Regions from separate parts of the Homo sapiens genome. Here region 2 is linked to region 1. Evidence: read pairs that join two places in POLR2A ChIA-PET (ENCODE). Cell type or tissue: Panc1. All regions are shown on one strand. Links, peaks and the distances in the headings refer to the core of each region. The heading gives the core; the rest is flanking DNA.

Region 1 (4,401 bases), core at 70-4,069:
GCCTTCAATGTCTGTGTCTAGGTTATTGATAAAAGATATGAAAGAAGGCCGGGCATGCTGGCTCACGCCTGTAATGCCAGCACTTTGGGAGGCTGAGGCAGGTGGATCATGAGGTCAGGAGATTGAGACCATCCTGGCCAACATGGTGAAACCCTGTCTCTATTAAAAATACAAAAAATTAGCTGGGTGTGGTGGCACGTGCCTGTAATCCCAGCTACTCGGGAGGCTGAGGCAGGAGAATTGCTTGAACCCAGGAGGTGGAGGTTGCAGTGAGCTAAGATCACACCACTGCACTCCATCCTGGGCAACAAAGCGAGACTCTGTCTCAAAAAAAAAAAAAAAAAAAATTAAAGAGAAGTGGGCCAAAGATGGGCACTTATTTTATTGGATACATCTATCTAGGTATAGTCATTGAATATGATTTTGTAAACAGCTGTGAATCCTTTAATAATTTGCATTGTGTGTATTTTCCAAAATGATGCTGCAGGAGAGTTTGTGAATGAACGGCTTTGCTGAAATCAACATATACTAAGTCTATGATACTCCTCGGAGCTACTGATCTAGTTACCCTAACAAAAAATAATAGGTTAGTTTGTCATGGTTTGTTCTTAGTGAATCTATGTCATCTGCTGATGACCACCACGTGCATTTTTAAATGTTCACAAACCAAATATTTAATAATAATTAATTCTAGACTTTTCCTGGTGATAAACCTCAAGCCTTGTAGTTCGCAATTCCTGATTTTAAATCAGAACCCTCAACCATTTTGAGCCGTCTGTCACCTCTAATCTTCTCTGTGAATTCTCAAAGGTTGTTGATAATGGATTTTGAGAGCTGTATGCTTCCCTTATAGCATGCTTTGCCTGGGTCCAGGCACTAGAACAACTTTAGGGCAATTACACTCTGTGACTTTTTATTTATTTATTATCTACTTACTTATTTTTTGAGACAGGGTCTCGTTCTGTGGTCCAGGCTGGAGTGTAGTGGTGTGATCACAGTTCACTGCAGCCTCAATCTCCTGGGGTCAAAAGATCCTCCTGCCTCAGCTTCCCAAGTAGCTGGGACTACAGGTGTACACCACCATGTCAGACCAATTTTAAATTTTTTCATAGAGACAGGGTCTCACTATTTTGCTCAGGCTGGTCTCGAACTCCTGGGCTCAAGTGATCTTCCTGCCTCAGCCTCCCAAAATGTTGGGATTATGGGTGTGAGCCACTGTGCCTGGACCACTCTCTGACTCTTTACTAATCCTAGGCTGTAATACTCTCACCATCTGTTTTCCCTCAATTTACATTTTAGTATATATTTTTAAATTATGAAAATGATATGTGCTCATTATAAAACTATTTCAATATTACAGAAATTTACAAAGTAAAAATAAAAAGTCCCTCCCTCAATCAATCCTAATGCCCAGTGGGAACAGATTGGAAAGTATCCTTCTAGACATTTTTTATGCATTACCAAACATTTTTATGTAATTTTAAGATGAGATTATACCCTGTGTACTGTGCTGCAATTTAGTTTTTTTCACCTAACAATGTATCATTAACATCGTTTTGTATGGGTTGTATAGCACTATCTCTTTTTTTTTTTTTTTTGAGACAGAGTCTCGCTCTTTTGCCCAGGCTGGAGTGCAATGGCATCATCTCAGCTCACTGCAACCTCTGCCTCCCAGGTTCAAGCGAGTCTCCTACCTCAGCTTCCCAAGTAGCTGGGATTATAGGCACCTGCCACCATGCCTGGCTAATTTTTGTATTTTTAGTAGAGATGGGGTTTCACCATGCTGGCCAGGCTGGTCTTGAACTCCTGACCTCAGGCGATCCACCCACCTTGGCCTCCCAAGTGCTGGGATTACAGACGTGAGCCACCGCGCCTGGCCACTGTCTCATTTTTTAAATGGGCACATGGTATTCTTTTGTAAGCACTGCAAAAATACATTATTGTACATATACCTGTCTTCCTTCATCTCTTTTTCTACGAGGGCACATACTTTCCCTTGAGAATGAAGGGGAAACTGCAGGTGCATAGGGGACTACCTAGAGAAAATAAGGAGAAGAATGATTCTGCTCTATCCTGGAGGCTCTTAAGTCCATAGTCATATTGTTATCTTGACATGGCAATTTATGGCTTATGATTGCTTTCATATTTCATTTGATCTTTATTCAAACCTATGAAGTGGCTAGACCCGACAGTAAAATCATTGCTATTTTACAGTCTCAGAGGTATTGAGTGACCAGCCTCATGCCTCACAGCTAGTTAGGGACAGTATGCAGTTAGAATCCATGTCTTCTATCTTTCAGTCCACTGCTATTGCACAATGGACAGCTGCTCCCTGCAACCACATGTGGGAGGAGAATTGGGAGGACTGAAAAAAAACTGTGTAGTGATTCACAGGGAACTTGGGATAATGGTCGTCAAGAATGTGCTATGTCAGCCAGTTGGTGTCGTGCTGAGCAGTGTTGGTTTGGGTTTTTTTTTTATATGGTGAGAAAGAGAATGAATGTCTCTCCATGTGTTTCTAGGTATATCAGTGATTTCTGCTTTCACAGTAGAGACAGTCATAATAAGCATATGCACTTGTATCCTTAAAAGTAAGGCAGAGCATTATTCTAAGCGAAGTAACTCAGGAATGGAAAACCAAGTGTCTTATGTTCTCACTTATAAATGGGAGCTAAGCTATGAGGATGCAAAAACATACAGAGTGATATAATGGACTTTGGGGACTCGGGGGGAGGCTGGGAAGGGGACAAGGGATAAAAGACAACATATTGGGTACAGTGGACACTGCTCAAGTGCCAGGTGCACACAAATCTCAGAATTCACCACTAAAGTACTCATCCATGTAACCAAAAACCACCTGTACCCCAAAAACTATTGAAATAAAATTTAAAAATAAACATTTCCAAGGGAAATAAGCAACTCAGTGTCAAATATTGAAACACTGAAAAAAAAAATCTGTTTAAATAGGCTTACTATACTTTCTCCTGAAATTGGATTAATGAAACTTGAATAAAAATAACTATGTTTAAAGAAAAAAAAATATAAGGCAGAGGTTCTTTTTTTTTTTTTTTGGAGACGGAGTCTTGCACTGTTGCCCGGGCTGGAGTGCAGTGGTGTCATCTCGGCTCACTGCAACCTCTGCCTCCTGGGTTCAAGCAATTCTCCCGCCTCAGCCTTCCAAGTAGCTGGGATTACAGGTGCCCGCCACCATGCCCGACTAATTTTTTTTTTTTTTGTATGTTTAGTAGACATGGGGTTTTACTATGTTGGCCAGGCTGGTCTTGAACTCCTGACCTCAGGTGATCCGCCTGCCTCAGCCTCCCAAAGTGCTGGGATTACAGGCGTGAGCCACCGTGCCCAGCCAAGGCAGAGGTTCTTAACCCTGTTTGCACGTTAGAATCACCTGGAGAGCTTTTAAAAAGCACCACTCTGTGTGGTGGCTCATGCCTGTAATCCCAGCACTTTGGGAAGCCAAGGCGGGCAGATCACGAGGTCAAGAGAGTGAGACCATCCTCGTCAACAGAGTGAAACCCCGTCTCTGCTAAAAATACAAAAATTAGCTGGGCTTGTTGGCACGCGCCTGTAGTCTCAGCTACTCGGGAGACTGAGGCAGGAGAATCTCTTGAACCTGGAAGGCAGAGGTTGCAGTGAGCTGAGATGGCGCCACTGCACTCCAGCCTGGGCGACAGAGTGAGACTCCGTCTCAAAAAAAAAAAAAAAAAAAAAAGACAATTTAACAGAGCTTTCAAAGTGAAATACAAAATCTCTACAGTAAACTTTCTCCCACCTACAGGGTTAGCAGTAACCAAATTTACCCTGGACAAGAATGTGTCAAATAATCTAAAAATTCTCAGTCATATTTTAGAGACAAGTATGTAATAAATAGATATTTGTTGAGTGAATGAATGATTAAATGAATGACCAAACAGAAACCACTTAAGAATCTATTTACTAACAGAAAAAAGAATCTATTTACTTACAGTCATTTACGCCAGTTCATCAGGGTATTTCTTTGAGAGCCTGCCCCATATCAGCAGTAGTAGCTTCCTATGTCTGCCAAAACAAATAATCACAAACTGGGTGGCTTAAAACAAGAGAAATTTATTTTCTCGCCATTTTGGAGGCCGGAAATCCAAAATCAAGGTATTGCTAGGGTTGGCTCCTTCTGGGGGCTGTAAGGAATAATCTGTTACGTGCATTTCTCCTATCTTCTTCCTTTTTTTTTTTTTTTTTTTGAGATGGAGTTTGGCTCTGTCACCCAGGCTGGAGTCCAGTGGTGTGATCTCGGCTCACTGCAACCTCTGCCTCCTAGGTTCAAGGGATTGTCCAGCCTCAGCCCGTGAGTAGCTGGGATTACAGGTGACCGCCACCACACTGGGCTAATTTTTGTATTTTAGTAGA
Region 2 (4,401 bases), core at 255-4,254, 120 kb before region 1:
TTTCTTGTCAGTATTGGCACATAATGATAAAGTACTGCTAAATTAACACTTCAAAAATTTCAAATTTTAAAACATTCCATAAAAATATAAAGCCTAGTAGTGTTATAAAAGTATTAATTTACACTAACTTACATATCAAAGTGTTAAAAAAGAAATTCCACACTCAAACCAATTATCTGAGAAGTAAAAATTCAATCATGTTTTAAAAAATGTTTTCATTTGAACAAAATGCAACAGAAGGTATAAAACAGGCAAAAATTACCTAATTTACATTGACTTGTCCTACTAGAAAATGTTGCAGGTTAACTTTAGACATTAAAAAGATTCATATTCCAAAGGAATAGAAAAGCTGTTTGCAATACTTTTTATGCCTAATCAAAGAACCACATAATGACATTTTGTGGGTTGCTCCTTAATTGCCAGTAATGGAGGACTACTATAAAAATTTAGTTTTAAAAATAATTTTTCTCCCAATGAACATTTTTATATGCAGAGGCTGTCCTCAATATGGAAAGATTAAACGAGGACATTTATACTTATGATCTTCACTATAATATGGCCTATATATTACCCTGTCAATTTTTTTTCACTCTGAAAATTCAGTAATCTAGCATATGAGTATTACAGTAGAGGATCAAATTCCAAAAGGTTGAGTAATTTGATTCAGATCTCTTGAATTTACAGAGTACTTTTCCTCCAGGAAATGTATAAAGTTATTTATTTTATGTTATATATCTATATTTCTTTGAGATGGCATCTTGCTATGTCACCTAGGCTGGAGTGCAGTCACTATTCACAGACACAATCACAGCTCACTACAGCCTCAAACTCCTGGGCTCAAGGGACCCTCCCATCTCAGCCAGTACATTCCATTGTACTGGTCTACACTGAATTCCATTCAATTGTAGACTGAAGTACAGTTTTTGTTTTTGAAATTTCATTGGTTAAGATCAGGCTGAAATTTTAGAGATTAAGCCTAAATAAATTAGTTCATATATACATATATATATATATATATATACATATATATATTTTTTTTTTTTTTTTTTTTTTTTGAGATGGAGTCTCGCTCTGTCGCCCAGGCTGGAGTGCAGTGGTGTGATCTCGACTCACTGCAACCTCCACCTCCCAGGTTCAAGCGATTCTCCTGCCTCAGTCTCCTGAGTAGCTGGGGTTACAGGCGAGCCCCACCACACCCAGCTAATTTTTGTATTTTTAGTAGAGACGGGGTTTCACCATGTTGGTCAGGCTGGTCTCAAACTCCTGACCTCATGATCCACCCGCCTTGGCCTCCCAAAGTGCTGGGATTACAGGTGTGAGCCACCGCACCCGGCCTTAGTTCAAATATTTTTTATTCAAATGTAAAATATGTCTATAACTCAAAGGATAAATGCTTGAGGGAATGGATACCCCATTCTCCATGATCCGCTTATTTCACATTGCATACCTGTATCAAAACATCTCATGCACTCCATAAATATATACACCTACATGTACCCACAATTTTTAAAAATGTAAAAATAGTAATTTTTGCTTATACTAAAGCATAAATTGAAAGAGCAAAGAAAACTGGAAAGCTCATTTGTATTTATTATAAATGTATCAATTCACTAAAATCTCTATGGACAAGTAAAATATAAGAATGCCAATAGCAGATGGGTTAAAATTCTCTTTAAAAGAGAAATAAATTGCAGATTCTACTAAGGAATTGCTAATCTAAAAAAAAATCTACAAGTGCCAGGCACGGTGGCTCATGCCTGTAATCCCAGCACTTTAGGAGGCTGAGGCGGGCGGATCACCTCAGGTTGGGAGTTCGAGACCAGCCTGATCAACATGGAGAAACCCCGTCTCTACTAAAAATACTATATTAGCCGGGTGTGGTGGCACATGCCTATAATCCCAGCTACTCAGGAGGCTGAGTCAGGAGAATTGCTTGAACCCGGGAGTCGGAGATTGCAGTGAGCTGATATCATGCCATTGCACTCCAGCCTGGGCAAAAAGAGCGAAACTCTGTCTCAAAAAAAAAAAAAAAAAAAAATCTACAAGCTAGAAGAAAATATAATGTATTAGAATATCAAGGTCTTTCCCCACAAGCCTCACATTTATTTTTGCTAAACTAAACTGAGACAAAAGTAATCTACATTACAATTTGAGATAGTGATTTCTGTTGATAAGCCACAAAAATGTTCAAAGGGATTTTCTAACTTTTTTTTTTTTGCATCAAGAATTAATAAATACAGTGTATCATTATTTTAAAGACATGTTTAGGGAAAAAACCAGCTTCTCTTCCCCTTAAAGTTATTGGTGGTGGGAGGGCAAGAGAGGAAGAGATGGCAGCTTTTTAAGTGAAATTTTAATCTTATCTATCTTTTGTTCATTTTGAGTCCCCAAATAAAATATTTCTGTACTTTAATTTCTTAATCACTATTGTCAGCTTGGTTGCTACACATTTAATTACAATATAAAGTTGACATTGAGGATGAAGAAACTTAATTATACTTTTTCTTATTTCTATTTAACCAATAAGATTTTAATAGCAAATTAGAACAAGATTTTACCTCCTTAATAACTAATGGTTAGATAAAGTAGAATTTGTATCAAGTAACTCGGATTTCAGATTTCTGGATGTACCAGTTACTATGCTACTGAGGAGATACATCTAGTTGATGAAGTTAAAATATTAATTACTACTCCAGTTATATGAAACCAAATTATTTTGAGAAATTATCTTATTTTGCCAGGCGCGGTGGCTCATGCCTGCAATCCCAGCACTTGGGGAGTCTGAGGCGGGCAGATCATGAGGTCAGGAGCTCAAGACCAGCCTGACCAACAAGGTGAAACCCCGTCTCTACTAAAAATACAAAAATTAGCCAGGTGTGGTGGCACGCACCTGTAATCCCGTCTACTTGGGAGGCTGAGGCAGGAAAATTGCTTGAACCAGGAGGCAGAGGTTGTAGTGAGCCAAGATCTTGCTACTGCACTCCAGCCTGGGTGACAGAGGGAGACTCCATTTCCAAAAAAAAAAAAAAGAAATTAATTATCTCATTTCGATGTAGTAAAAAAAAAATTTTCTTTAACATTCTTCATAAAATGTGATTAAGGCTATTAAATATAAAGCTTGGATGAGGGTGCAGATAATTTTACAAAACAGCTGTATTTTGGCAAATATTTTATTATTATAAATGAAAATACAGAGTTTTAAAACGGCACTTAATCTGTTCTCTCTCTCAGAGTCTGCCAAATAAATCAGATTTCTTGGAAAATATTCAAACTTGATACAATGGAGGCAAAATTAACTCTTGTCAGGTAAGTCATTTGCCATAAACGAAAGGACCCATAACTGCATTAAGCAGAGAGGGACTGACTGTCAATGAAGCTTCTCTATTTGCAATTTATTCAGCAAAAGCGAACAATTTTTAAAAAGTCTCTAATGCAAAATTTAGTTCAAGTATCAAAGGTCTGATCAATTTTAAAAGGCATTAGTTTTATTTTTAATAAATTGAACTGGCCTTAGATGAAAGATATAGTTCTGTTCACATATTTTATACATTATTTACAGAGAAATGAAAAATCCTGCTGCCTTTGTTATCACTTGTCATTTGCGAAATTCTTACTAAAATAAAAGAAAATGGAAAGATAATTTGACCTCTGACTTCCAGGAGAATGTTCAGGCCACATCTAAAATTTACCAAAGAATGGGGAAAAAACTTTTTTCAAGTTGGAAGGTACCAGAGTGATTAGCTGGTCTAACCTACTCATTTTACAGATTAGAAAACTGAGATATGGCCGGGCGCGGTGGCTCACGCCTGTAATCCCAGCACTTTGGGAGGCCGAGGCGGGCGGATCACGAGGTCAGGAGATCGAGACCATCCCGGCTAAAACGGTGAAACCCCGTCTCTACTAAAACTACAAAAAATAGCCGGGCGTAGTGGCGGGCGCCTGTAGTCCTAGCTACTTGGGAGGCTGAGGCAGGAGAATGGCGTGAACCCGGGAGGCGGAGCTTGCAGTGAGCCGAGATCCCGCCACTGCACTCCAGCCTGGGCGACAGAGCGAGACTCCGTCTCAAAAAAAAAAAAAAAAAAAAAAAGAAAACTGAGATACAAGGTCTTGAGATGCGGCAAATTACTCAACTCTTCCTTGTATTGTAATTAAACTGAGACTAACACCAAGTCTCTTGCTGTTGTTGCCAATTCTTTTCTCTGAACCGCACTTTGTACATCCTCCACCAAGATTAAGAATCATTACCTATGGGAAAAGGGGTGGGCATCAGGAAGAAAAAAAGATAACGGGTGGGAGTGGGGGAATGTGGGATAATGTTAGGAATGCTGTATTCAACGATGAGCCATATGTATTAATACATAATTTCTTAAGAAAAATAATTTTTTTAAAAAATCAAACCTT

Evidence for each region. Peaks named below come from ENCODE experiments on the same cell type or tissue, not always from the same donor. Only the 100,000 strongest peaks of a DNase experiment are listed, where the experiment ranks them.
Region 2: POLR2A ChIA-PET joins it to region 1 with 8 read pairs; 2 of 35 experiments call an interaction of 5 or more read pairs at or near these places.

What each region holds. Positions count from the first base shown.
Region 1 is chr15:50,826,637-50,831,037 of GRCh38, forward strand. No RefSeq gene overlaps it. Among named protein-coding and RNA genes, the nearest start is that of SPPL2A, 63 kb to the left of the region's middle. In Panc1, for the core only: no CTCF peak of the experiment used is centred there; a DNase peak (open chromatin) is centred at 2,404.
Region 2 is chr15:50,702,326-50,706,726 of GRCh38, forward strand. SPPL2A (signal peptide peptidase like 2A) reads right to left here. Exons shown (of 15, transcript NM_032802.4): 15 at 1-4,401. Among named protein-coding and RNA genes, the nearest start is that of TRPM7, 18 kb to the left of the region's middle. In Panc1, for the core only: no CTCF peak of the experiment used is centred there; no DNase peak of the experiment used is centred there.